Linked DNA regions of Homo sapiens: region 1 is linked to region 2. Evidence: read pairs that join two places in POLR2A ChIA-PET (ENCODE). Cell type or tissue: CD4-positive, alpha-beta T cell. All regions are shown on one strand. Each heading gives the region's core, and the rest is flanking DNA. Links, peaks and the distances in the headings are about the cores only.

Region 1 (4,400 bases), core at 136-4,135, 110 kb before region 2:
TATGAAAATGATTCAACTTGCATAAATAACCTGAGATGGAAAGTTGTTAGCCACCCAAGAGACAGTAAATGAAATTAACACACCTTGGTCCTTGGCTGGCCTTGCACCCACATTGCTTACTGTGGATTAATGATCAAATAGGTATTTGAAAGGTACAGATTATAAATCCATTGGGCAGGACCGGTTCTGCAGAGATGGACTAGTCAGAAATGAGAATTGAGATGTGGGTAATAATAAATGCCATAAAGAAACTGTCAGTTTTCCAGTGGATTAAGATTTCTTTTCAAAGAATGTTTCTGTATTATATCATTGGTCCAAAGTATATTTGACTGTTTTACTATGTTAAACACAGAATGAAGGAGCTTAGACAGAATGGTTAGAGATAGCAGATTAAATACACATGTGTAATTCTATTCTCTCCTCAAAATCCACTAAAATGATTTGTAAAGAGTCTTTTTCAAGAATAACCCACAGACCAAAAAGAATAGTGGAGAATAGATTGGCAACAATATTTTGGGAGCTGGAAAGCAGATGGAATAGAGATAACTGACTTATCAGATACAGGAAAGCTGAATCCCAAGCCAGCAAGGGGGAAAACCCAGATTATCACAGAACCCAGTGCCATGCAGGTTTAAGAACTGATGGCACCAGGTATCTCTGAAAATGAAATCGATGGGCTAAAAATAAGTTGGATGAAAAGTCTGTTGAAATAGCAATTTTATCCTAGATTCACTCTAGGAAATGGTACCATCCCTCTCCTGAGCTAGACAATTATCCTTTGGGTAGTGTGAAACTGAGTGTCTCTGGACTCAGGACAGTGTGCAAACAGTGGGGTTAAGACATAGGTTCATGTATTTAATTGAAGACTCCCTGCTTTCTCTTTCGGACTTGTCTCCCACACAATAGCAGCCAGATGTTTATCTCTAAGCAGCAACTGGAATTTTCTCTGTGGTATCTGACTAGTCTAAGAGGAATAAAAGACCAAAGAAGCTGGCATTGTGGCTCCCCAAGGAAATGGCCTAATCCATTATTCTAACAGTGGATGAACCCCTTTCGTGTACCCAGAAATCACACTCAGCTTTTTAATGCCCCACTCTTAAATTAGAGCAGATAAACAAGAATTACCAGTCATTTAAGGAAAGCATATAATGTGAGATACAGAGAAAGCAGCAAGTTAGAGGAAACAGAAACTACGAAGGGAGGAAAAAAAAAAAACTGGAGGGAAAGGGTGGAATACCCTTGACTTTAAAAAACACAGAAAGATAAGTAGAGATATTGCATTCATGAGCAAAGAACAATGTTCTAAAAAAAGGAATACTCAAAAATAATAATGAGCTGTAATAAATTAAAAATTGAAGAGTAGAAGCAAAAAACGAGAGAAAAATAAGCAGGGGATGGGAAGGGTAAAATAATTCAAAAGGTGATTCAGGAAAATTTCCCAACACTGAAGTTTCTCCTTGAATCTCTCAAATGCCCAGTGTAAGGGGTGAGGTTAGATCTACACTAAGACAGGATCATGAGATTTCAGAACACCAAACACAAGAAGGCCCTTGGTTTCCAAAGAAAAATAGCAGCTTTTGTATAAAAGATCAAGAATTAGACCCATGTTAGATGTCTCAACAGCAACATGGAAACCAGAGGGTGATGAAGCAAGGTTTTCAAAGTCCCAAAGGAAAATTGTTTCCAGTGTAGAATTCTCTATCTAACCAAACTATTAATTAATGTGAGGTTAGAACAAAAACATTTTTAGATATGTGTGGTCTCCAAAATGTTAGCTTACACACACTCTTTCAGGAGACTACTGAAAGATGCACCATCAAACTTGAGGGCATAAACCAAGAAAGACAGGAGGCTCTAAAAAACAAGGAAGCCAACAAAATAGAGAGTGAAGAGAGTCCCCAGGATCATGAGAAAGAGAAATCACAACACAACAGCCTTACAGCAGCCCAGAAACAAAACAATCTAGACTGGAGCAGGTCAGCAGGATCCTGGGGAAATAGCTTCAAGAAGGTGAAACTGATAGAACACCTGATTTGTCTGAATGCATTGAAACTTACATTTGGAGAGTTTGGAGTTGAATAAGAAATAAGTAGAGAGAAAATTAAGCAAGCAAAAAAGTTAATTATTAATGCCAGAAAAAAAAAACATAATATTATACAGAAAAGAGAGAATATTCATTGTATATAACATGCCCCATTGGTGAATAGCATTTACATTGTCATAAAACCAGAAGCACAGAATATTGATCCAACCAAAACTGTGATAAATTGCAATTGGCAGGATGGGGAACAGGAAATGTGCATGTGTGTGGTGGGGGTGGGAGTTCTTGAAAGAAAGCAAAAACCTCATCTTCCGTCGTGGAAGGTCAGTAGATAAAGCCTAAAACAGAAACATCAAAAAGTAGTTACATAAACCTGTTATTTCGAGATATGGAGGTAAATATCAAAAGAATCAGCTAAAGAAGTTGAAAGTGGTTGCCCTTGGCGATAAGAAATATGGGCAGGGACTGTTGGTTTTTCTATAAAGCTTTGTAGAATTATTTGTCTCTTTAACGTGCAGGTACAACTTTAAATAAATGAATTTTGAAAAACACAGAATTGGGATTAACTGTGCACATTGCTGTCAATTGTTGTAGTTCAGGCCACTGGTACCACACAATTTACCAATTCAAGTTTGATATCCACCTGGCCATTTTTAGGATGTGTGGAATATTTATTTATAGAATTTAGAGCTGAAGGACTTTTTACATTTTTTAATTTATTTTTTCAATGGGTTTTGGGGGAACAAGTGGCGTTTGGTTACATGAGTAAGTTCTTTAGTGGTGATTTCTGAGATTTTGGTGCACCCATCACCCGAGCAGTGTACCCTGTACCCAGTGTGTAGTCTTTTATCCGTCGCCACCCCCCAACATTTCCTCTGAGTCTCCAAAGTCCAATGTGTCATTCTTATGCCTTTGTGTCCTCATAGCTTAGCTGCCACATATGAATGAGAACATACGATGTTTGGTTTTCCATTCCTGAGTTACTTCACTTAGAATGATAATCTCCAATTCCTTCCAGGTTGCTGCAAATACCAATTCCTTCCACGTTGCTGCAAACACCATTATTTCATTCCTTTTGTGGCTGAGTAGTATTCCATGGTGTGTGTGTGTATATATACACATAAATTTGTATATATGTTTATAATGTATGTTATAAACATATATATAAATTATGTTTTATATATTATAAACATATATATAACATATATATGTTTATATATTGATGGGCATTTGGGCTGGTTCCATATTTTTGCAATTGTAAAATGTGCCGCTATAAACGTGTGTGTGCAAGTATCTTTTTCATATAATGACTTATTTTCCTCTGCGTAGATACCTAGTGGTAGGATTGCTGGATCAAATGGTAGATCTACCTTTAGTTCTTTAAGAAAACTCCACCCAGTTTTCCATAGTGGTTGTACTAGTTTACATTCCCACCAGCACTGTAAAAGTGTTCCCTTTTCACCACATCAGCACTAACATCTATTTTTTAAATTTTTTTTATTATGTCCATTCTTGCAGGAGTGAAGTGGTATTCCACTGTGGTTTTGATTTGCATTTTCCTGATAATTAGTGATGATGAGCATTTTTCCATATGCTTGTTGGCCATTTGTGTATCTTCTTTTGAGAATTGTCTATTCATGTCCTTAGCCCACTTTTTGATGGGATTGTTTTTTTCTTGCTCATTTGTTTGAGATTCTGGATATTAGTCCTTTGTCAGAAGTATACACTGTGAAGATTTTCTCTCACTCTGTAGATTGTCTGTAAATTCTGCTGATTATTTATTTTGCTGTGCAGAAGCTTTTTAATTTTATTAAGTCCCGTCTATTTATCTTTGTTTTTGTTGCATTTGCTTTTGGGTTCTTGGTCATGAAGTCTTTGCCTAAGCCAATGTCTAGAAGGGTTTTTCTGATGTTATCTTCTAGAATCTTTAGGTTTCAGGTCTTAGATTTAAGTCTTTGATCCATCTTGAGTGGATATTTGTATAAGGTGAAAGATGAGGATCCAGTTTCATTCTCCTACATGTGGCTTGCCAATTATCCCAGCACCATTTGTTGAACAGGGTGTACTTTCTCCACTTTCTGCTTTTGTTTGCTTTGTTGAAGATCAGTTGGCTGTAAGTATTTGGCTTTATTTCTGGGTTCTCTATTCTGTTCCATTGGTCTATGTGCCTATTTTTATACCAAGATCATGCTGTTTTGGTGACTATGGCCGTATAGTATAGTTTGAAGTCAGATAATGTGATGCCTCCAGATTTGTTCTTTTTGCTTAGGCTTGCTTTGGCTATGTGGGCTCTTTTTTGGCTCCATATGAATTTTAAGATTGTTTTTTCTAGTTCTGTGAAGAATGATGGTGATATTTT
Region 2 (4,400 bases), core at 173-4,172:
TGCTTGAGGGTGCTGTGTCAAGCAGCAAATGGGAAACTGAAGCAATCCGTACTACCCATGCTGTCCTTCTGAAGAAGCCACCAGGCTGGAAGTCAGGTAATGTGGGTTCTTTCACTGGCAAACCTACTAAAACTCATGCTACATGAGCCCAGCTGGTGGAAAAGGCAAAGCATTCAGTCAAACGATCCTGTTTTTTTGCTCAAACTCAATTGATTCTTCTTGTCAATGGGTGGATTCGGTGCTTTGAGGTCACGCAGATCTAGCCTAAATAACTATGCGTGTGCCCTTTTTACCGTGCTTTCTATAGCTCCATTTCCTCACCTGAGACATGCTGATGGTGCCAATGAACCTTCATAATACCTGCCACTTCCCTTTCACCTGGGGACCCTAAGAGGATTAATTAGATATTATCTGTAATATACTTTGCACTCCTTGGAGAAAGATTCTATATAAAAGCAAAGTATTATTATTTCTAAGAGAGATGATACTTATTAGCTCCTTGTAGGATCATTAAGCAAATAGATTATACTTCCCTTTAGAGAAATTATCTCCCAGTTTTCCTAATTCTTACAGTCTATAGAACAGAATATATATTTTAAAAAATTTTAATAATAAAAAAATGTCAGTTGGTTGGTTGGTGAAGGGAATGGGATGGATTTCTAATTCTAACCATAACTTCAGAAGCTTGTTTTTAAGGTCTTAGTTACCAAAGAAAATAGACACTACAATCACCTCTCTGCTTTTAGAAAATGGCCTTGTCTCGACCTTTATCATAATTGCATAGTAAAGACAGCTCTACAGTTCTAAGTTTGTTCATTTTACGGCCTTTTGCCCCTACAATTGTTGAATCCTTTGATTAAATCCCATTGTAGTTAAGTAACTGTTCAGAAATCACAGGGTCATCATTATGCACATACTTGTGGTGATAGTCTACAAATTGATAATGTAAGTTATGAGTGGAAAATTTTAAATCCAAACTCCAGTCCACAGAAATTTCAGGGAAAACTCAACCCAATATTCATTTTGTATTTGCCTCATTTTCCACATTGTGTAAAAATTCCTTATTTGGCATTTAATACAAGCCCTGCCTTCAAATGAAACCAGTTCAGCATGCCCTGTGTTTTGGATAACAATAAAAACCACCTAGGTTTTTCATTGTGTAGGTAGGGAACTGCTCACTTTTTCTTTCTTTTTTTTTTTCTGGCACAAAAATGTCATAATGAGAACGATACTCTTACTAGGAGGAAAGCAAAACAAAACACAAAGCAAAATTTTCGAGACGAAAACTCAGAGCAAACGTCTGCAATGCCTCTGTGGGCTCACGAAAAGCATTGCCAACCCTCGGCAGTCACACGTGGAAGCTCATGCCAATCAGATGTTAATCCATTAAACTCATTCACAGCAAAACATAATGTAGGTCAGAGTGGGGAGCAATGTGATGTCGTGTGCAAGCTCATTTACCATCCAGAGCAATATGAGTCAGGGGTGCAAACGTGGAGCACTTCAAGCCAATATTGTACAATACCGAAAGGTAACCATGGTCTGGAACTGAATCAATAACCAACAAGGCTTGCTGTGAGGGTCTCTAATATAGTATTCTGTGAATCAGTGCCCGTCCGACCTAGATTACGCATTTGAAGTACCCTAAACTTTAGTTCTATCTCTACGTTCTTTCTATGGCATTCCTGGTCATCTTTTTCAAGCTTTTATTTTATTTCCTTTTATATTTTATTTCATTTTGGGAGGTTAACACTCCTCTCTGAAAGATTTAAGCAAAACCTAGCCAAATACTGTGAACAGTAGGGGCAAGAAGAAAGAAGACAACAGAAAACCTTGCCCAACAGAGCCCTGGCCATTGTTTTTATTTTTTTTGCATCTCAGCTTCCTCGGCCCCACCCTCTAGGAGTGTGCCTCCAGCACCTTTGGGGAGCCACCCAGGCAGTATGACACCCAAGTTTGTGGGTTGTGTTTGCTCTTAGGATGGGTGTGATGCCGGGAGGGCAGCAACACCCTTCTCTCCTTGCAACCGCATGCCGGTGTGGCCCCTCCTACAACTCACCTCCAAACCAAACCATGAAAAAGCACCAGAGAAGAGCCGAGATGTAAACACCTCGGGAGAAACCTTAACTTTAGACTTCGTCTATTGAAGCTTGGAGTGGCGCATTTTTGTCACGGCTGTGTTGCCTAGAGTCAGAGGTAAAATTCCTTGAGGGTAATGAAGACTTTTAAAGCACGTTGTATTAGAATTGATGTTTTTTGAAAGCAGTTTTAGTAAATGATCAAAATCAAGTTCATTTTATTGTACCCGTCATAAAAGTAAAACAATACTCACTATAACAATTATGGAAAAGACATAAAAGTAGAAAGGAAGAAAATTACTAGATACAATCACAGTTAAATTTTTGGTATGTGTCCTTCTAGACCTTCTTCCTTCCCTTCTTTCCTTTTTTTTTTTCTTTCTTCCTTTCAAGTGCTCAAATATTTCTTAAATCCCAGGTACTGTGTTTTCAGGTGCAAAGATGAGGTATCTGGCAATATATTGCTCTAATCAGAACACAGGATGTGTAAGAATGCACCTTAAATTATGACATAGACTTCTCCATTCATATCATCAGAAAGGATGTGTGATGTGAGCTGGCACCTTCTCAGTCCCTGAAATAACCAGAGAAAATGTTAGGGTGGCATCAACTTAATCGCTATTAAGAAGATTAAGCCTCCTAGCTCTAGTAGTAAAACCGGCTTGTGACTGTCCCCATCTAAGCTGCACACCCTCCCACCTTAGATCCACTGCTGATCAGACAGTGGGATGATCATAATTTGTGTGCATTAAGGCAGAGGGATGAACACGTGTGCCCCTCTGGTGTTCTCTGTGCGTTCTATGTTCATTGAAGAACACAGAGCCAAGTGGGAATGAGGCCAGCAAAGCAACTGGCTTTCAGATGCAATTTTCTGTAACACATCTTAGTGCTATATTTGTCAATGGACTTAGGGCCTCAGAGAACTTTCCAAGGTGAAAACCTAACATTGCTTCCATGGGCGTTGAGGGTAAAGCCCTTAACCCTGCGACTTAATGAGAACAAAATTAAGTGCTTCTTTAAGCAGCTTAGATTTATCTTGTCAATATATGTGATGGGAGGTTTCTTTGTGTGCTTTAGAAAAGAGATTGTGTGTGTGTGTGTGTGTGTGTGTGTGTGTGTGTGTTAATCTGAAGCATCGTCTCCTTGCTCCATTATGTCACCATCCACACTGTTCCTTTATGATAGACAGGGTTCATCTATTCCCTTGCTCTAAACTTAATTACTTTGCAATTAATTCTTTGTTGAAAATAGCAAGGCTCCTAAACTCGGAACATCTCATTGTGAGAAAGGCTGTTTATGGATAGAGGTCAAGGGGACGTATTGGAATATTCCGCAGCACTGCCACAGATATTTTGAATGAAAATGGCAAGAGGGAAAAGGCCCATTCCACACAAGGTGACCATGGAAGGAGAGGGCTTCCTCCCAAACAAACCGAGTTAAAGTCAGCCTTCAAGAATGAAGTTTTAAACATAGCATCATAGAAAAATCTCATGCCAGTAATCTTAAGGAACTACCGTTTTTAGGACCTACCATGTGACAACCACTTGCACATGCATTGTTTCAGTTAATCCTTGTAAAATTTTCCAAGCTAGGTAACATTAATATTAATACTGGCTTATAAGTGATGTGACTTCCTAAGGTTATTCACATACCCTTGAAGGAGTTCATTCCACACTGGTCATTGCTTGATGGTTTGCAGACATAAGATCCTTGAAACTGGCCAGGCGCGGTGGCTCACGCCTGTAATCCCAGCACTTTGGGAGGCCGAGGCGGGCGGATCACTTGAGGTCAGGAGTTCCAGTCCAGCCTGGCCAACACGGCAAAACCCCATCTCTACTGAAAATACAAAAATTAGCCAGGCATGGTGGCTCGTGCCTGTAATCCCAGCTACTCGGGAGGCTGAGGCAGGAGAATCGCATCAACCCAGGAGGCAGAGGTTGAGGTTGCAGAGAGCCTAGATCGCACCACTGCACTCCAGCCTGGGTGACAGAGCGAGACTCTGTCTCAAAAAAAGAAAAGATCATTGAAGCCGAATTACAACCCTATGAGAAGAGTACCATCATTATTTCAGTTTCACAGAAGAGAAAGCCGAGGCTTTGAGAGGGTAAGTGACTTGCCCAATGTTCCACCGCTGGTAAGCACTGATCCCAGCCTCAAACTCCATCATCTGCCTGTGCTCTCAGCTATAATCCTAAACTACCTCTCTCAGAAAGATCTTGTCTTTATCCTCCACCAGTTTGTGAAAACTGCCTTTTAGAGCATTTCCTGCATGTTAGTTGATCAATTAAGCGTTCCTCGGGAGGGTCTAAGAGGGAATTACAG

What was found. Peaks named below come from ENCODE experiments on the same cell type or tissue, not always from the same donor. Only the 100,000 strongest peaks of a DNase experiment are listed, where the experiment ranks them.
Region 1: POLR2A ChIA-PET joins it to region 2 with 6 read pairs; 2 of 35 experiments call an interaction of 5 or more read pairs at or near these places.

The regions. Positions count from the first base shown.
Region 1 is chr15:60,807,535-60,811,934 of GRCh38, reverse strand. The region is part of intron 1 of RORA (RAR related orphan receptor A); the gene reads left to right. Among named protein-coding and RNA genes, the nearest start is that of RORA-AS4, 46 kb to the right of the region's middle. In CD4-positive, alpha-beta T cell, for the core only: no CTCF peak of the experiment used is centred there; a DNase peak (open chromatin) is centred at 2,364; H3K27ac peaks cover 2,095 bases.
Region 2 is chr15:60,701,928-60,706,327 of GRCh38, reverse strand. The region is part of intron 1 of RORA (RAR related orphan receptor A); the gene reads left to right. Among named protein-coding and RNA genes, the nearest start is that of RORA-AS2, 23 kb to the right of the region's middle. In CD4-positive, alpha-beta T cell, for the core only: no CTCF peak of the experiment used is centred there; DNase peaks (open chromatin) are centred at 1,397 and 1,987; H3K27ac peaks cover 1,614 bases.